Regions from separate parts of the Homo sapiens genome. Here region 2 is linked to region 1. A link is a loop called in an ENCODE intact Hi-C map of the cell type or tissue named here. Cell type or tissue: Caco-2. All regions are shown on one strand.

The links. A loop is a pair of places that touch in the nucleus more often than their neighbours do. Peaks named below come from ENCODE experiments on the same cell type or tissue, not always from the same donor. Only the 100,000 strongest peaks of a DNase experiment are listed, where the experiment ranks them.
Region 2: a loop joins it to region 1, with 2.5 times the contacts of the local background. A loop is called at or near these places in 15 of 110 quality-filtered maps.

What each region holds. Positions count from the first base shown.
Region 1 is chr1:6,157,765-6,165,764 of GRCh38, forward strand. It overlaps CHD5 (chromodomain helicase DNA binding protein 5), which reads right to left. Exons shown (of 42, transcript NM_015557.3): 3 at 1,572-1,751. Among named protein-coding and RNA genes, the nearest start is that of CHD5, 19 kb to the right of the region's middle. RefSeq lists a silencer at 3,942-4,142 and an enhancer at 7,903-8,000. In Caco-2, no CTCF peak of the experiment used is centred here; DNase peaks (open chromatin) are centred at 137, 4,063 and 5,150.
Region 2 is chr1:6,104,025-6,112,024 of GRCh38, forward strand. It overlaps CHD5 (chromodomain helicase DNA binding protein 5), which reads right to left. Exons shown (of 42, transcript NM_015557.3): 36 at 7,751-7,859; 37 at 6,370-6,502; 38 at 5,771-5,966; 39 at 2,592-2,755; 40 at 2,371-2,485; 41 at 2,210-2,263; 42 at 1-1,403. The coding sequence ends at 2,256. Among named protein-coding and RNA genes, the nearest start is that of KCNAB2, 62 kb to the left of the region's middle. RefSeq lists a silencer at 4,932-5,031. In Caco-2, a CTCF peak has its summit at 4,238; a DNase peak (open chromatin) is centred at 5,038.

The sequences.
Region 1 (8,000 bases):
GAGCAGCAGGTGAGCGAGGGGATGATACTGTTACAGGGTGATCCTGAATCACTCTCTTAAGTGAAGCTTTCAGAACTGTCAGCCCCGCAGCGACGATCCGTCTCCGGTGACTCACAACACTCCACTGACTCATGAAATCACCCCAGGTGTCAGGACACCGCCAGGAAGAATCGCTCCTCCTCCCACACCTCCCAACTTCAGTTATTCACATTCATGATTTCTGCCTCACCCAACAGCAACTGTACTAATATTTACAGAGCGTTTATCTTTAAATCTGTGACCAGCCCAAACCGAGCCTTGGTGTCTCTTAAAAGAACAAAGGGAGCACAGTGTTCCTGAATGGCACTGTCACTCACCCACTGCCTGTCCACCAACCTCACCCCTGGCCTCTCCATCTCCCCAAGGAGCCCCAGGGTGCAGCCTCTGAGACTCCGGAGCACCTCAGCATGACCATAAAGGCCTGGCTTCCTTCACATCATTTCCCATGTTCCTGGGGACGCTGGGCCCAGGGGAGAGCTGGCCCATCTCTGTAGCCGCTCTGCCCCACGTGCAGTAGGAGACTCCGGGAATGCCTGCTTGGGCAGGATTTCAGAACACAAGTTCCCTTTCTACCATAAACAAAGCTGTCCAGCACTTCTTGTGGCAAAGACTCCATTTGTTGTTTTATTTTCCCGAATTGCTCCAAGCAAGAGGTTCCTGACACTAAACTTGAGCTCACACTATCTATCACTCTCCCCTAGAAATAGCTGCTCACTCAAAAATTAGCTGTGCGTGGTGATGCGTGCCTGTAGTACCAGCTACTCAGAAGGCTAAGGCAGGAGCCACTGCACTCCAGCCTGGACAACAGAGCAAAACTCCTTCTAAAAAAGAAAAAAAGAACAGGCTGGGCGCAGTGGCTCACGCCTGTAATCCCAGCACTTTGGGAGGCCAAGGCAGGCAGATCGCGAGGTCAAGAGATGGAGGCCGGGCGCGGTGGCTCACACCTGTAATCCCAGCACTTTGGGAGGCCGAGGCGGGCGGATCACGAGGTCAGGAGATCGAGACCATCCCGGCTAAAACGGTGAAACCCCATCTCTACTAAAAATACAAAAAATTAGCCGGGCGTAGTGGCGGGCGCCTGTAGTCCCAGCTACTTGGGAGGCTGAGGCAGGAGAATGGCGTGAACCCGGGAGGCGAAGCTTGCAGTGAGCCGAGATCCCGCCACTGCACTCCAGCCTGGGCGACAGAGCGAGACTCCGTCTCAAAAAAAAAAAAAAAAAAAAGAGATGGGGACCATCCTGGCCAACATGGTAAAATCCTGTCTCTACTAAAAATACAAAAATTAGCCAGGCGTGGTGGCACGCACCTGTAGTCCCAGCTACTCGGGAGGCTGAGGCAGGAGAATTGCTTGAACCTGGGAGGCGGTTGCAGTGAGCCGAGGTCACGCCACTGCACTCCAGCCTGGCAACAGAGTGAGACTCCATCACACACACACACACACACACACACACACACAGAACATACAGGCAAGAGGCTCAGCCCCCTTAAAGGGGGATGTCGCTCTGTCCCCCCAGCCAGGCCTCCACAGTTACCTTTAAGCATCCATCATCATTATCATCCTCATCCTCATCCTTCTTTTTTCGCTTGGCTTTTTTCTCCTTCTTGTCCTTGAGTTTCTTCTTCTTCTTTTTATTCGGGGAGTAGTCACTGCCTTCACTCTCCGACTTCTCTTCCAGATCCTCTTCATTCTCTGATAGCTCATCATTGCTCCCCTGGAAAAGAAGGGGGACAGTGAGGGCAACAGAGGCCCCAGGAACATCCAGAGTCCTGGGTGGCAGGACGGCCCTGAGAGCTACCTCCTGGCCCACGCTGGGGATCGACCGATCCCCATCACTCCACTCATCATCAGAGGCCACTGCTCACAGCTCAGCCCCAAAGCCCAGCCAAAGGGGCAACCCCAAGCCAGCCTGAGCCAAGTCTTGTCCCCAGGGTCTACGCCACAGGAAGCAGTAGAACCTGCAGGTGAGGCGAGGTGAGGCTCTCGTGAGAGCAGGCTTCTCCATCTGCAAGCTCGGCTCAGCCCACTCCAGCAGCCCTGCGGGTGAACTCAGGCTCCGCTTCAGTCATCATTGGGCTTCTATGGACTTTGGGGGCTGAATTAGTTTTACATGATGAGGCATGGACCCAGGAGCTGGCGGTGGAGGATGTGGTCCCAGAGTCAAAAAGCAAAGTGCACAGGAAGAGCCCCAGCCAGGGAAGGGCCCCAGCCAGAGAAGAAAAGCCCCAGCCAGGGAAGGGCCTCAGCCAGAGAAGAAGAGCCACAGCCAGGGAAGGGCCCCAGCCAGAGAAGAAGAACCCCAGCCAGGGAAGGGCCCCAGCCAGGGAAGGGCCCCAGCCAGGGAAGGGCCCCAGCAAGGGAAGAGCCCCAGCCAGGGAAGGGCCCCAGCCAGAGAAGAAGAGCCCTAGCCAGGGAAGGGCCCCAGCCAGAGAAGGGCCCCAGCCAGAGAAGGAGAGCCCCAGCCAGGGAAGGGCCCCAGCCAGAGAAGAAGAACCCCAGCCAGGGAAGGGCCCCAGCCAGGGAAGGGCCCCAGCAAGGGAAGAGCCCCAGCCAGGGAAGGGCCCCAGCCAGAGAAGAAGAGCCCTAGCCAGGGAAGGGCCCCAGCCAGAGAAGGGCCCCAGCCAGAGAAGGAGAGCCCCAGCCAGGGAAGGGCCCCAGCCAGAGAAGGAGAGCCCCAGCCAGGGAAGGGCCCCAGCCAGAGAAGGAGAGCCCCAGCCAGGGAAGGGCCGCTGCATCTCAGGCCCCAGCGCCACAGCTCTCTGCTTAAGTTCACATCCCATGGAACTGCGTTCGTCAGGTGAAACCTGTAATTAATGCAGCAGGCACATCACAGTTTTCTCCATGTGCGGACTCTGCAGACACTGCTATGGATGGCACAAGCCCACCTTCCCCCTCTCCCACCCCATCCTGGCCGCTTCCTCTCCATATGAGACAAGGTAATTTAGGCAGCTCTTAAGCTTGGCTTCCTTGATTTAGTTTCCTGTCTGTACAGGCAGAAAATGGCCCATTTATATGGAGATAAGGGCGTTTACAACCAGAGCACCCCACCAGAGAGGTGCTGCCCCTCGGAGAAAGTGGTTTACTTGTGGCCTTTAGAGACACAAGTCAACTGGCGAAGCCCTCCACAGCCCCTTCCCAGGGAGGGGCCGGGCAGCACTGCCATGATCCCCGGGGCATGCGGGGCTTGCCATGCGCAGGACTGCTGTTAACTGTTTTCGGGGTGAGCAAGGAGAGGCATGGGATGAGATTAAGACAGAACCGGAGAGATAAAAAATGAGCTCAGGAAACAGCAGTGGCCAGGAGGGAGGATGAAGGAAAGAGGGAGGGAGGGAGAAGGAAAGGAAAGGGTGGCAGAAGGAAAGAGAATGAGGAGGCAGCAAAGGCGGGGGGCCTCCCTGGATAGTCTTGGGAGGCCCCCAGCCCAACTCTGCCCTTTCAGGCCACACTGTCAAGAGGGGATGACCTGCCTTTTCCCAGGAGAGTGGCTCCAAACAGTCACATCCAACAGTTCGTGGAGGGGGAGACGGTCACTGACAGGGGAGGTGGGGGCCCCCTCTGACATCCAGCTGGGAAGCACCCCTTCCAACAGGCTGCCTGCACTTCCCTCCTCTCCTGGAAGCCCCGCTCCCTCTCCCCTGCCCACCAGCCTCCCTGCTCCCAAACCTCTTAGCCCATTAAGCCTCCAGAGTCAGCGGCGCTGCCAGCTGCCAGGCAGCAGGGCCTCTGTGCTCTTTGCTTTTCCGGAACCCGGGTGTTTCCGGGAATACTGACACAGCCACTGGCTGGGAGCCTGCTCTCAAGGCTGGAGGAGATGCTGGGCCCTGGAGCCACGGCTCCCAAGCTCGGCCTCGGTCCTTTGGGGAGGTGGAGATGAGACAGTGATGTCCACGTCCCGTTGAGGGTGTCAGAGTTTGGCCAGCTTCAAGAGACCGCCCTTCAGGAGATCTGAGAGACACGCTCTCCCTGAGCCCTCACCCCAGCAAAGGTAAGGACAAGAGAGGCCGCCATGAACTTCAGCACCACGGACAGAGGCTGGGGCTGGCCGGAGGAAGGGGCCCTGGGTGGCCTTCAGCTGCTAGAGAGCAAACCCCACAAACCTACCGAGGATGAAGTTGAGGGACCCACGGTTAATCCTACGTGGCCTGCCAGTGAGTCCCGGGCTCCCCAGGGAGGCTCTGCCCCTTGCAAGCCTGAGACTTGGCCAAGTCACTGTAGCGAGCTAAACCTCAGCTTCATCGTCTGTGAACTGGGAATGCCAGAAAGGATAGAACCAGGGAGACTGTAAGAAAATGCCTTGAGGCTGGGCGCGGTGACTCACGCTTGAAATCCCAGCACTTTGGGAGGCCGAGGCGGGCAGATCACCTAAGGTTGGGAGCTCAAGACTAGCCTGACCAACTTGGAGAAACACTTTCTCTACTGAAAAAAAAATACAAAATTAGCTGGGCATGGTGGTACATGCCTGCAATCCCAGCTACTCAGGAGGCTGAGGCAGGAGAATCGCTTGAACCTGGGAGGCGGAGGTTGCAGTGAGCCGAGATCGCACCATTGTACTCCAGCCTGGGTAATAAGAGCCAAACTCCATCTCAAAAAAAAAAAGAAAAGAAAAGAAAGAAAAGAAAATGCCTTGAACATCTGTGACCCGGGAGAAACCTAAGCACAGAGAAGCAGGGCTCTGAGCCAGGGTGGAGGGGAGGGATGGGACGTGCACCCAGGTCTCCAGGGCTGGGCCGCCTTGCTGTGTCCTGGGCAGGGGACTCGGCCAAGCCAGAGCAGGCTGCAGTCAGAATGACCCTTTCCCCCTGACACCACCACGACCACATGTAGACACCAGAGGCCGCTGGGATTCTGATAATGCCCAGAAAATGCCCAAACAACCCATGATGACCCCAGCTCTGCATGGAAGCCAAAGATACAGCCAGGACGACAAGCTGGAGGGGACACACCAAGCTCACCCCCACATTTTTGCTGTCGGGATTGGGCTCCAGCCAACTGCACAGAGGCTGCCAGCAGCTGGGGCGAGACGCGGTACAGAGGGAGCAGGACCTGGACAAGAAGGGGCTGCTGTGGCAACATCTACGGGGAGCCAACCCAGCATCTGATGGCAAGCAGTCCCCTCGGCGACCTGCAGGGGAGACCAGGAGTGGCGGCCCAGGGAGAGCCGGAAGGAGGGAGGGATAGGGAGGGGAAGGCACCTCCAGCAGCCTCCACTGTCTGGCAGGAGCAGCAGCGCATGCCACCTTGGGAGAGTAGGGCTGGCAGAAGGCCATGAGCCCAGCACTGACAGGGCTCGCCCAGCGTCCGCTCAGGGTTAAGTGGCAGAGCAGGAGGGCACAGACCCTCAGCACAGAATGGGCTCAGACAACGTCAGGCATGTCTGTTGCCCATCTGTGGCCCCTTCCCTGCTGTCACCCACTGGGGCTCAGGCAAGCCAGCAAAGCCCTCATTTCTTGGAAGCAGGTGCACTTCTCTCCCTCCTCCATCCACCTGCACTGGGGAAAGCCCAGTCGATGAGAAGGGTCTGACGCCCAAGTCCCCACCTGCCTCCCCTGCCCTGAGCCTCTGCCCTGCCTCCACCACATGGAGCCCGCACAGCTGGGCCTCCCACCTGCACCAGATATCACCTGAACCCTCCTCCCCTACCAGGGGCTGGCCGAGGGTGGGGGTGCAGGGCAGAACCCTGCATCCAGCTGTTTTGACATTCTAGAACTAGGCCTCCTTTTTGTGGTGTTTTTCCAAAATCTCTCCTTGCAGAGAAAGCTGCAAATAGTTCTGAAAACACCTAGCAGAGCAGTGGCCCATGAGCAGGACCTGGAGGGACGGAGCATCATCCAGCGGCAAGAAGGAAAGAAACGATCAAGAACCAGAGGCAGATTCACAGTTCAGTATCTCAAAACATACTGAGAGGCTCGTAGACCAAGCCACGTGCAGGGGAGGAGACAGAGACGCAGACCAATAAGTCCCTAACTAAGCCCCCGAACCAACCCAACCCTAAGGTTTGAGGGCCATCAAACCACACTGCAGGCATGAAGATACAGATGACAGTTGGCCTTCGACCTTGGCACTGACCTTTCGGCTGCAGCAGCCTTAGGCGTGACTACAGGGGACGCCCTACCAGCTAGCAGAAGAATCTTAGTGGATGTGGAGTCCCCACATGAACTCCACCTGCAAAGCTGCCTTGAATGTTATGCCCAGCCTATGTGTGCCAGGAGGCAGGGGCAGGCAGGAGGGGTCTCTGCTCTGAGCCCCCACCCTGCTGAGGGCACAGCATGTGGTCGCAGCCCTGGGGATCCCAATGGACAGTCCCGCCACCCTTCCTCCTTCCCAGCTCCGCAGATGTTTCTTGGCAGAGGCCTCCCACCTCCATCTCCCTTCCCTCTAGGCCCGATGCTCCGCACACGCACCGCATCTCCTAAAAACGGAGACATTTAAACTCATAAGGAAGGGTGCGGAGAGTGGGTCATTCTCCATTTGGGGTCCTTCAAGATTGAGAGGGAAAAGGGAAGAATGAAATAGGAGCCTTCCCATTCACGAGTGTTATAAACAGTTATAATTTAGCACTGAATAATTGGTTGCTATGGTAACCGCTGCAGTACAGGTTGAAATCATTTCTCCCTCCTGCGCTCGCTAGGGTCTGACAGGGAGCTTCATCTACATATGCTCAGGTTCCGGCTGCAGCCCGGTTATTTTATGTAAATCAGAATCCACGACTTGCTGCCGGCCTCCCCCCACTAACAAACTGCTGCTTGCGGCCCACCTGCCCTGGCCCCTTCACCCCGTCATCTTGGAGCCACCTGGTTGGAGGCAGAGAGGGGCAGAGGGGTGAAATTCCCTTGTCTTTATCCTGGGGCTCCTAGTCTGCCAGGCAGGTGGGCAAAGGGGCACCCGGCAGCTGGGCCACAGTGTGCTCCAGACCCCTTAAGATCTGACAGCTGGCCCGAGCCAGGCTCTCAAATGCAGGGGAGGGGGCACCTCTGGAGGCCTCTTGTCCATCCCAGCCCCCTTCCCCTTCCAAGAACCAGAGCTGCATCTCAGTAGAGAGAAGGAGAGAGGGTGAGGAAGGGGTGGAGCAAATCAAAGAGAGGGAGAGAAATGAGGGTACAGGGGGAAGAGAGAAAAGACGGCAAAGGAGAGAGAGGAGATGCCGAGAGGTTACCAAGGTGGACACCAAGCACAGGCCAGAGGGAATGACCAAGTCTGAGACCCAGAGAGAGACAGACAGACAAGAGCCAGAGAGAGATAAGGACCTGGACAAAAACAAAAACATATTGTCAGAGAAAGAAGCGGGAGGGAAGACCTGGGCCAGTTGGAAAAGGGAAGGCTCAGCGTGATCATGGCCCTGGGAATGAGAGCGTCGGAGAACCAGCCCTCCCAGGTCTCAAAGACCCCCTGGCCCCCAGCCCCCAGGCCTCGCCCCTGTCCAGGCGCTGCCCACCTCCCAAGCCTCCCTAGCCAGGGCTGGTGCTGTACCCTGAGCCCAGGAGACGGGAGGGGAGCCAGCCCTATCTGGGGAGGATGGGGGCTCCCACAGGGCTCCCACAGGTCTCTGCTGCACCCCACTGGGTCCTTCTTCTGCATTTGGAAGTCAGGCCCACCCAGCCCAGTGGCCTGAGACCCAGGCCCAGGTGACACTGCCCCTCTTGGCCTAGACTCCCACCCAGCTTCTAAGTCAGAGGAGGTGGGCAGTGGGTGCACAGGTAGGAGTCCCTGCCATGGACCACGAGGCCTCGGGGTCCTAAAATCCACATCACCCCGAGCCCATGGAGCCCAGGTCTGAGGAGTGAGGGCGGGGATGGCAGCAGAGCAAGATTTTACAGCCTCCACCAGACAGTCTCGGTGTCTTCATCCCAGGGCCTTGCAGCTCCAGAGCCATCTACCCCATGCCCAGCACAAAGACCGACCTCTGGGGCCAGGGGACAGCGGCCACAGCAGCAGAAGAGGAGGGCGGGGCTGCAGCAGGGAATTC
Region 2 (8,000 bases), 54 kb before region 1:
TTCTGCACCCCAAGGCACCTTCCCTGGGAAGGTCCCAGTACAAGACTCAGAAACGCCTTCCAGGTCGACCTGGGGCCAGGAGAAGGATCACACACAAACAGGCCTAGGGAGGGCCTGACCTGCTCCCCATCTCCGTCCCCAACTTGGAGGGGCAGGGTCCGGGGGAGTGGGTGGGATTCCAACAACCCACATGTGGGAAGATGGTTTTGGGATGTCAGGGCGCTCCTGGCAGGAAACAAGGCAGCAAGCCCTTGGTGCTGCGGCTGGGAGGGGTCTGCAGAGGGCACTGGGTCCAGTCCCCCTCCAGGCAGAACTCTCCCCACGCCTTCCAAGAGTGCAGCCTCAGGCAAAAAGCCCCCGGGAAGGCCTTTCCAGGGACAGGGGAATGGGACAAGTCCAGGCCCCCAGGGGCAGCCCGGTTCCACCTCCGGAGGTGGGCAGGGTAGGCATCCCAGGGCACAGGGCAGGGCCAGGGTCTCCTGGGCCAGCTCAGGGCCCATGACCCTCCTTGCTGGGGCGCAGCTATCACTGCCCTTAACCACACCTCTGGCAGAAGGCAAACCCAACGCAGCAGTGGCTCCGAGGCAAGTGCTGCCCCCCCCCCAGCCCACCCTCCCTGGGATCATACGCTTCTGCCTGCTGTGAAGAGCCGGGGCCACAGGCCCCCCACTGGTAACAGAGTCCAGGGCCTTCAAGATGCGCTGGGCCGGGGACAGACACCTGCTGGCAGAGGATCCACCTCCCCACAAGGAGAGAGCAAACACCTGGCGGCCTCCAGCCTTGGCAGGAAGGAGGGGAAATGTCAGCCAGGGTCTCACCATAGGGCTGGACAGCGGCTCCCCAAACCTGCCCTGTCTGGTGCTGGGAGGCTCCAAGCGGGCAGGGGGCCAAATCAGAAGGGGCTGTCACACAGGTGCAGACAGGTCAGGTAGGGGACACTGAGGGCTCCTAGGGCACCGGGCGCCATGTCCTCCCCAGCTGGGCTGAGTCCACAGGGCAGTGCCAGGACTACCTTGGGTCTGGAACCCATCGGTAAAGAGACATCAGTGCTGCAGGTTCGAATCTTCCATACGTCATCCAACTTTTATCAAGACAAACGTGTTCAAGTCTTCAATAGGAAAGTGCAAAAGATGTACAAATAAATGAAATCTCTTCTAAGAAGTCGTCTGGAAAAGGTGGCGAGGGGGCACGTCCGGCGTGGTTGTGGGGGCAACGCTGTGTGGAAGAACACTTGAATTATGATGAGGTGGCACTTCTGGGCTCTGGCCCAGCTGAGCTGGGCCTCGTCCTCCATGTGATGGCATTACTAGGTTTCCCTTTTTGTCCCAAGGTGGCGCTGGCTCCTAAAAAGGTGGCAGCTTTTCTCTCCCATGTGGGTCGGGCAGGTGGCCCGGCAGGCGTGGCTGCAAAACGCAAATCAGTGGGTTAAGCAGGTGGGCAGTTATAGGGGGCATCAGGGTGGCACCCAACAGCCTGTAGCTGCTTCTCCACCTATCACAACCAACTATGATCGGGGTGCCCCCCAGCCATGACCTCCCAGCCACAGGCTGCCGGGCCAGGCCATGAGCTACACCCAGAGTGCCGAGAGCACCCAGGAAGCAGCAGTGGGCAGGGGCAGCCAGCCAGGAAGCCCCTCTGGAGCCTCCTCCAGCAAGACACGGTTCCCACAGGGACAGACACAGCGTAGTGGAGGCTGGTGGCCCCAGAGAAGACCAGAATGAACTGGCAGTTTCTCTGAAATAAGCCCCCTCTCCTGGCCAATAGCCCCCACAAAACCCTCAGCCACCCTCCTGGTCCTGGGCAGGAAGTGAGGGTGTAAGACAAGATGTGATGTCTGCCACCAGCAGGACAGCAGGGGCAGGACAGGGCTCCAGGCGGGGGCAGCAGTCTCTGACTTCCGCTGGGAACATGTGTGCAAATGAGAACACATGTGCACACACAGGAGCTCACCCAAGTCCACCGACCCCTTCATGTCCTGCCACCCCAGCCTCCCAGTGGACAGACACGCTGGCCACAAGGTGGTCCCAGGGCCAAGGGGGCAAGGTAGAGGGGCTCCAGGCAGGTGGGTGGCTCTCAAAGCCGCCGGAGGCAGTAAAAGCTCCAGGACTTAGGGACGGGAGTCAAGTGCAGGGGCAGGGCTGACTGTGGCCAGGCCTGGTTTGCCAGCAATGGGGTGGCGGGGAGGAACACAGCACCCAGCAGCCCTCACCTCAGCTGGAAATGAGCGCTGCAACACAGGGAAGTCTCGAGGACGGCTAGATATCTGTCAAAAAAAGAGGAGAGCCGGGCTTGCCTGACGTTGGCAGCAGCAGGCAGGCCGGGCCCGGCGGGCACCCGTGTGCATGCTGCCCGGAGCGGACGGGCACCTACCGGTCACATAGGGCCCCAGGGGCATCTGGTTGTAGTTGACAATCCCTCCCGGTCCAGGGCCCCGGAAGTTGGGCCCAAAGTTGTTGCTGTACATCTGGGAGGAGCCGAAAGCGCCCTGGAGGCAAGGACTCAGCTTCACAGGTGGTCTCAGGCCCCCCACCCAGCCTCCACCCAGGGGCACGCCAGGGGGCTCGGGCCGGGGCACACAGGCCGAGCCTGACCTGCTGGATGGTGGGGTCCCCGGCGCGGTTGGTCAGGCGGCTCAGGATGCTGCGCTCCGACATCTGCAGCCGGGCGGCCACCGGGGGGATGCGGGACAGCATGGATGGCAGCCGGGTCACGTCGGCCTTCATGTCGCTCAGCAGCTCCTCCAGCTGGTTCAGGACTGTGGTGGGAGGCGGAGGGATGGTAGGATGCAGGGATGGAGGGGTGGAGGGATGGAGGAGTGGAAGGATGGAGGGATGGAGGGGTGGAGGGGTGGAGGGGTGGAGCAGTGGAAGGATGGAGGGATGGAAGGATGGAGGGATGGAGGGGTGGAGGGGTGGAGGGATGGAGGAGAGGAGGGGTGGAGGGGTGGAAGGATGGAGGGGTGGAAGGATGGAGGGATGATGGAGGGATGATGGAGGGATAATGGAGGGAAGATGGAGGGATGGAGGAATGATGGAGCGATGGAAGGATGATGGAGGGGTGGAAGGACGGACGAATGGAGGGGTGGAAGGACGGAGGGATGGAGGGATAATGTAGGGATAATGGAGCGAAGATGGAGGGATGGAGGGAAGGTGGAGGGATGGGGGAAGATGGAGGGATGGAGGGATGATGGAGGGATGGAGGGATGATGGAGGGATGGAGGGATAATGAAGGGATGATGGAGAGATGGAGGGATGATGGTGGGATGGCGGAGTGGAGAGATGGAGGGATGATGAAAGGATGATGGTTGGATGTTGGAGGGATGGAGGGATAATGAAGGAATGATGGAGAGATGGAGGGATGATGGAGGAATGGAGGGGTGGAGAAATGGAGGGATGGAGGGATGATGGAGGAATGAAGGGATGAGGGAGGGATAATGGAGGGATGGAGGGATGATGAAGGGATGATGGATAGATGGAGGGACGATGGAGGGATGGAGCGGTGGAGAGATGGAGGGATGGAGGGATAATGAAGGGATGATGGAGAGATAAAGGGATGTAGGGATGATGAAGGGATGATGGATAGATAAAGGGATATAGGGATGAAGCGATGATGGAGGGATGAAGGGATGATGGAAAAATGAAGGGATGATGGAGGGATAATATAGGGATGGAGGGATGATGGAGAGATGGAGGGATGATGGAGGGATGAGGGATGATGGATGATGGAGAGATGGAGGGATGATGGAGGGATGGAGGGATGATGGAAGAATGAAGGGATGATGGAGGAATAATGGAGGGATGGAGGGATGATGAAGGATAATGGAGAGATGGAGGGATGGAGGGATGATGGAGGGATGGAGGGGTGGAAGGATGGAGAGATGGAGGGATAATGGAAGATGGAAGGATGGAAGGAAGGTGGAGGGACGGGATGATGGAGGGATGGAAGGATGGAGGGATGATGGAGAGATGGGGGATGGAGGGATGAAGGGACGGTGGAGGGATGGGTGATGGAGGGGTGAAGGGATGGAGGGATGGAGGGATGGAGGGATGATGGAGAGATGGAGGGATGATGGAGGGATGGTGGAGACATGGAGGCATAGAGGGATGATGGAGGGATGGAGGAATGATGGAGGGGTGGAAAGATGGAGGGATGATGGAGGGTTGGAGGGGTGGAGAGATGGAGGGATGATGGAGAGATGGACGGGTGGAAGGATGGAGGGATGGAGAGATGACGGAAGGATGATAGAGGGATGGAGTGATGATGGAGAGATGATAGAGGGAAGATGGAGAGACGGAGGGATGAAGGGATGAAGGTATGATGAAGGGATAATGGAGGGATGGAGGAATGGAAGGACGAAGGGATGATGGAGGGATGGACGGGTAGAGAGATGGAGAGATGGAAGGATGGAGAGATGATGGAGAGATGGGGGATGGGGGTGGAAGGATGGAGGGAGAATGGAAGGATGATGGAGGGATGAAGCAATGATGGAGATGATGAAGGGATGACGGAGAGATGGAAGGATGAAGGGATGGAGGTATGATGAAGGGATAATGGAGGGATGGAGGGGTGGAAGGATGGAGGGATGAAGGATGACAGAGGGATGAGGGATGGAGTGGAAGGACAGAGGCATGGAGGGATAATGGAAGGATGGAAGGATGGAGGGGTGGAAGGATGGAGGAATGGAGGGATGATGAAGGGAAGGAGGGATGATGGAGAGACAGAGGGATGGAGGGTTGGAGGCATGGAAGAATTATGGAGGGATGGAAGGATGGAGGTGTGGAAGGATGGAGGGATAAGGGATGAGGGATTGAGGGGTGAAAGAATAGAGGGATGGAGGGGTGGAAGGACGGAGGCATGGAGGGATGATGGAGGGGTGGAAGGATGGAGGCATGGAGGGATGGAGGGATGAAGGGCTGTGCCAGGGGAGGTAGCCCGAGAGCTGGGGCTTATTTGCAAGGGTGTATGACTGCACTTGCCCAGAACCGGGCACCAGGGGGTGCCCTGCACCAGGCCCTCCCAAGCTGCAGGCAGCACTGCCAAGTGGGGACACAGCAGGAGCTTCCAAAGAACTCCTCCCAGGAGCCCCTCTGGGCTGGGCAAGGGCCCACGGGCTGCAGACGAGCCAGCCAGAAGCGCTGCCTGACGCTGGGCTTCCCTCCTAAGAGTTCTCAGGGAGACCTGCAGCCCCAGGCCCTACTGGGCACAGGATCAGAGTACACCAGGGAGGGCTGCAGGGCACAGGGAGGGGTCCAGCAACTCTCACCACAGGGCCACCCCTCCCCCAACCAGCCGGGAGCCCCGAGGGCAGAAGTGTGCCCTGTGACCACAGGCAGAGATGTGCAGCCAGCACCAAAGCTCTGAATCCTGGGAGATCTTGGGCAAACTACTTCCCTTCCCACACGGGGCCAAGGAGAAGGCTCCAGGCTGATGGGTATTGCCCGGGCTAAAGACACAGTGCATTTAAGTCACGCTGTCAGGACTCAGAAGCCTTTACAGTTTCGTGGTTTTCTGTGTCACTAGCCCGGGCCGGGGCCCGCACAGAGCAGGCTTGAGAAACAGGCTGGAGAAGCAAGCAGCCTCAGTTTCCCTGCAGGGGAGATAAGGGGTCTGATGACAGGACTGTTCCATCTTGGCCCAGAAGTCCACCGCCCTCTGGGCTGACATCTGTCCCCAGCCCCTACCCCATCAGTGCCCTCATCTACAGCCAAGAGCGCTCGCTGGGCAGGAGGAAGGGCGGGGGGCTGCACCGTGGGGGGCAGGACTTGCTCACCCTTGTGCAGGACGGCATTGGCAGGCTTGTTCCCAGCAAGGGACTCCTTGGACAGGTGCTGGTGGCTCTCGGCGAGGCACTCCACTTCAGCCAGGCGGGCGTTGAGGGCCATGGCGGGGTGGTTGGGGTCCTGCGTCATGTTCAGGTACGCGGCCCTCCGGAGCTGCTCCTCAATGACCAACGCCTGCTCCAGCAGCTGGGGGCGGGGCGCAGCGTCGGCCCGGCCCCTCCCGCTGAATGGCTACCCTCCGTGCTCCACCAGCGCCCACCCCAGGCCAAGGCTCCCGGCAGAAAGGAGGGAAAGAGGACGTACTGCCATCTGCTGCCCACCCTGGCCTGGTGGTGGCCAACCCTTGGAGCTGTCACCAAGCTGGGTTCTCTGTACCCCAACACCCCAAGGCGGCAGATACTTCCCAGTGGGGCCAGGGCCAGAGCAAGGATCCACCACTGTTAGTTGATGGACATACTGCTGCTTCGTGGCAGCGTGACCCAGGTACACGGGGAGGGGTTGCTGCTCTCTAATTCCTTTGCCTTTGCGAGGGTCCTCCTGACACCGTCCCTCCCTGCCCCGTGCAGCCCTGGCCCTTCAGAAGACAGACCTTAAACCTGCGGGCCAGGAACTTGTTCTTCATCTCCAGGTAGTTGCCCTTGTGGACCTCAGACTTGAAGGGCTCGTTGAGGATCATGTACCGTGGGTCATTCTGGATGTCCTGCCAGCGGGCGTAGCCGTGCCTGGGTGGGGCACCATTAAGGGCAAACCTGGCCGTTAGAAGTGGTGGGGCCGTAGGGGGAGGCAGCTCAGGGAGGGGGAGGGGCCAGCCCGGGGGTCGGCATTCTGGCTGTACGCTCTCAGGCAAGTCCTTAAGCCCAGCTGCACGAGGAACATATTGATGACACAACAGTGACAGTATCAGCAGACACTGACAGGTGCCCTGGGTGCACCAGACACAGCCCCGGGGCTTCAGAGGGTTAACTCTTCACCCCAACAACCTGGGGTGCATACGTTTAAGTCTTGCCCCCAGTGCCTGTGAATGGGAACCTTTTTCGGAAATAGAGTATTTGCAGATGTAATGAAGTTAAGAAAGGGTCATGCTGGACTAGGGTGGGCCCTAAACTCAATGACTGGGATGCTTGTAAGAAGAGGAAAATTTGGGGCCAGGCATGGTGGCTCGCGCCTGTAATCCCAGCATTTTGGGAGGCCAAGGTGGGCAGATCACTTGAGGCCAGGAGCTCGAGACCAGCCTGGCCAACAAGGCGAAACCCCGTCTCTACTAAAATTACAAAAACTAGCTGGGAGTGGTGGTGCATGCCTGTAGTCCCAGCTACTCAGGAGGCTGAGGCAGAAGAATCACTTGAACCCAGGAGGCAGAGGTTGCAGTGAGCTGAGATCGCACCACTGCACTTCAGCCTAGGCCACAGAGCGAGACTCCATCTCAAAAAAAAAAGAAAAAGAAAAAGGCCGGGTGTGGTGGCTGACGCCTGTAATCTCAGCACTTTGGGAGGCCAAGGTGGGTGGATCACTTGAGGTCAGGAGTTCGAGACCAGCCTAGCCAACATGGTGAAACCCCGTCTCTACTAAAAATACAAAAATTAGCCAGGTGTGGTGGGGCACACCTGTAATCCCAGCTACTCAGGAGGCTGAGGCAGGAGAATCGCTTGAACCCGGGAGGCAGCAGTTGCAGTGAGCCGAGATCAAGCTGCTACACTCCAGCCTGGGTGACAGAGTGAAACTCTATCTCAAAAAAAAAAAAAAAAAGAGAGAGCAATGTGGACCCAGACAGAGACACATAAGGAAGAAGCCGGGATGACAGCGGCGGGGAGCGGGCGACACAGCAATGCCGAGGATTTCTAGCCACCGCCAGAAGTGAGGAAGATTGAGGAAGAACGAGGAAGGCTTCCCCCGGAGCTCTCAGAGGGCTCTCCCCGAGGTCCACGGAGGAACGGGCAAGTCCCTGCCCAGCCCGGCCTGGCCAAGGATACGTCACGATGCCCGCCAGCAGCCAGTAGTCATGGCGCCGGTGCCAGATGTCGTAGATTTTCCCAGAGGATACAGCAGCCCGCTCCTCGTTCTGCCACAGCGTGTGCAACTCTGGGAAACAAGCCAAGGTGAGCAGGGTGAGAAGTGCCCCAGCTCTCACGCACAGGCAGGCTTGGAGAGCCGCTCCCTCCCTACTTGCCACTGCCTCCACCCCCAGAGGTCCAGTGTTCCAGGGTGGCTAAGAAAGGTTAT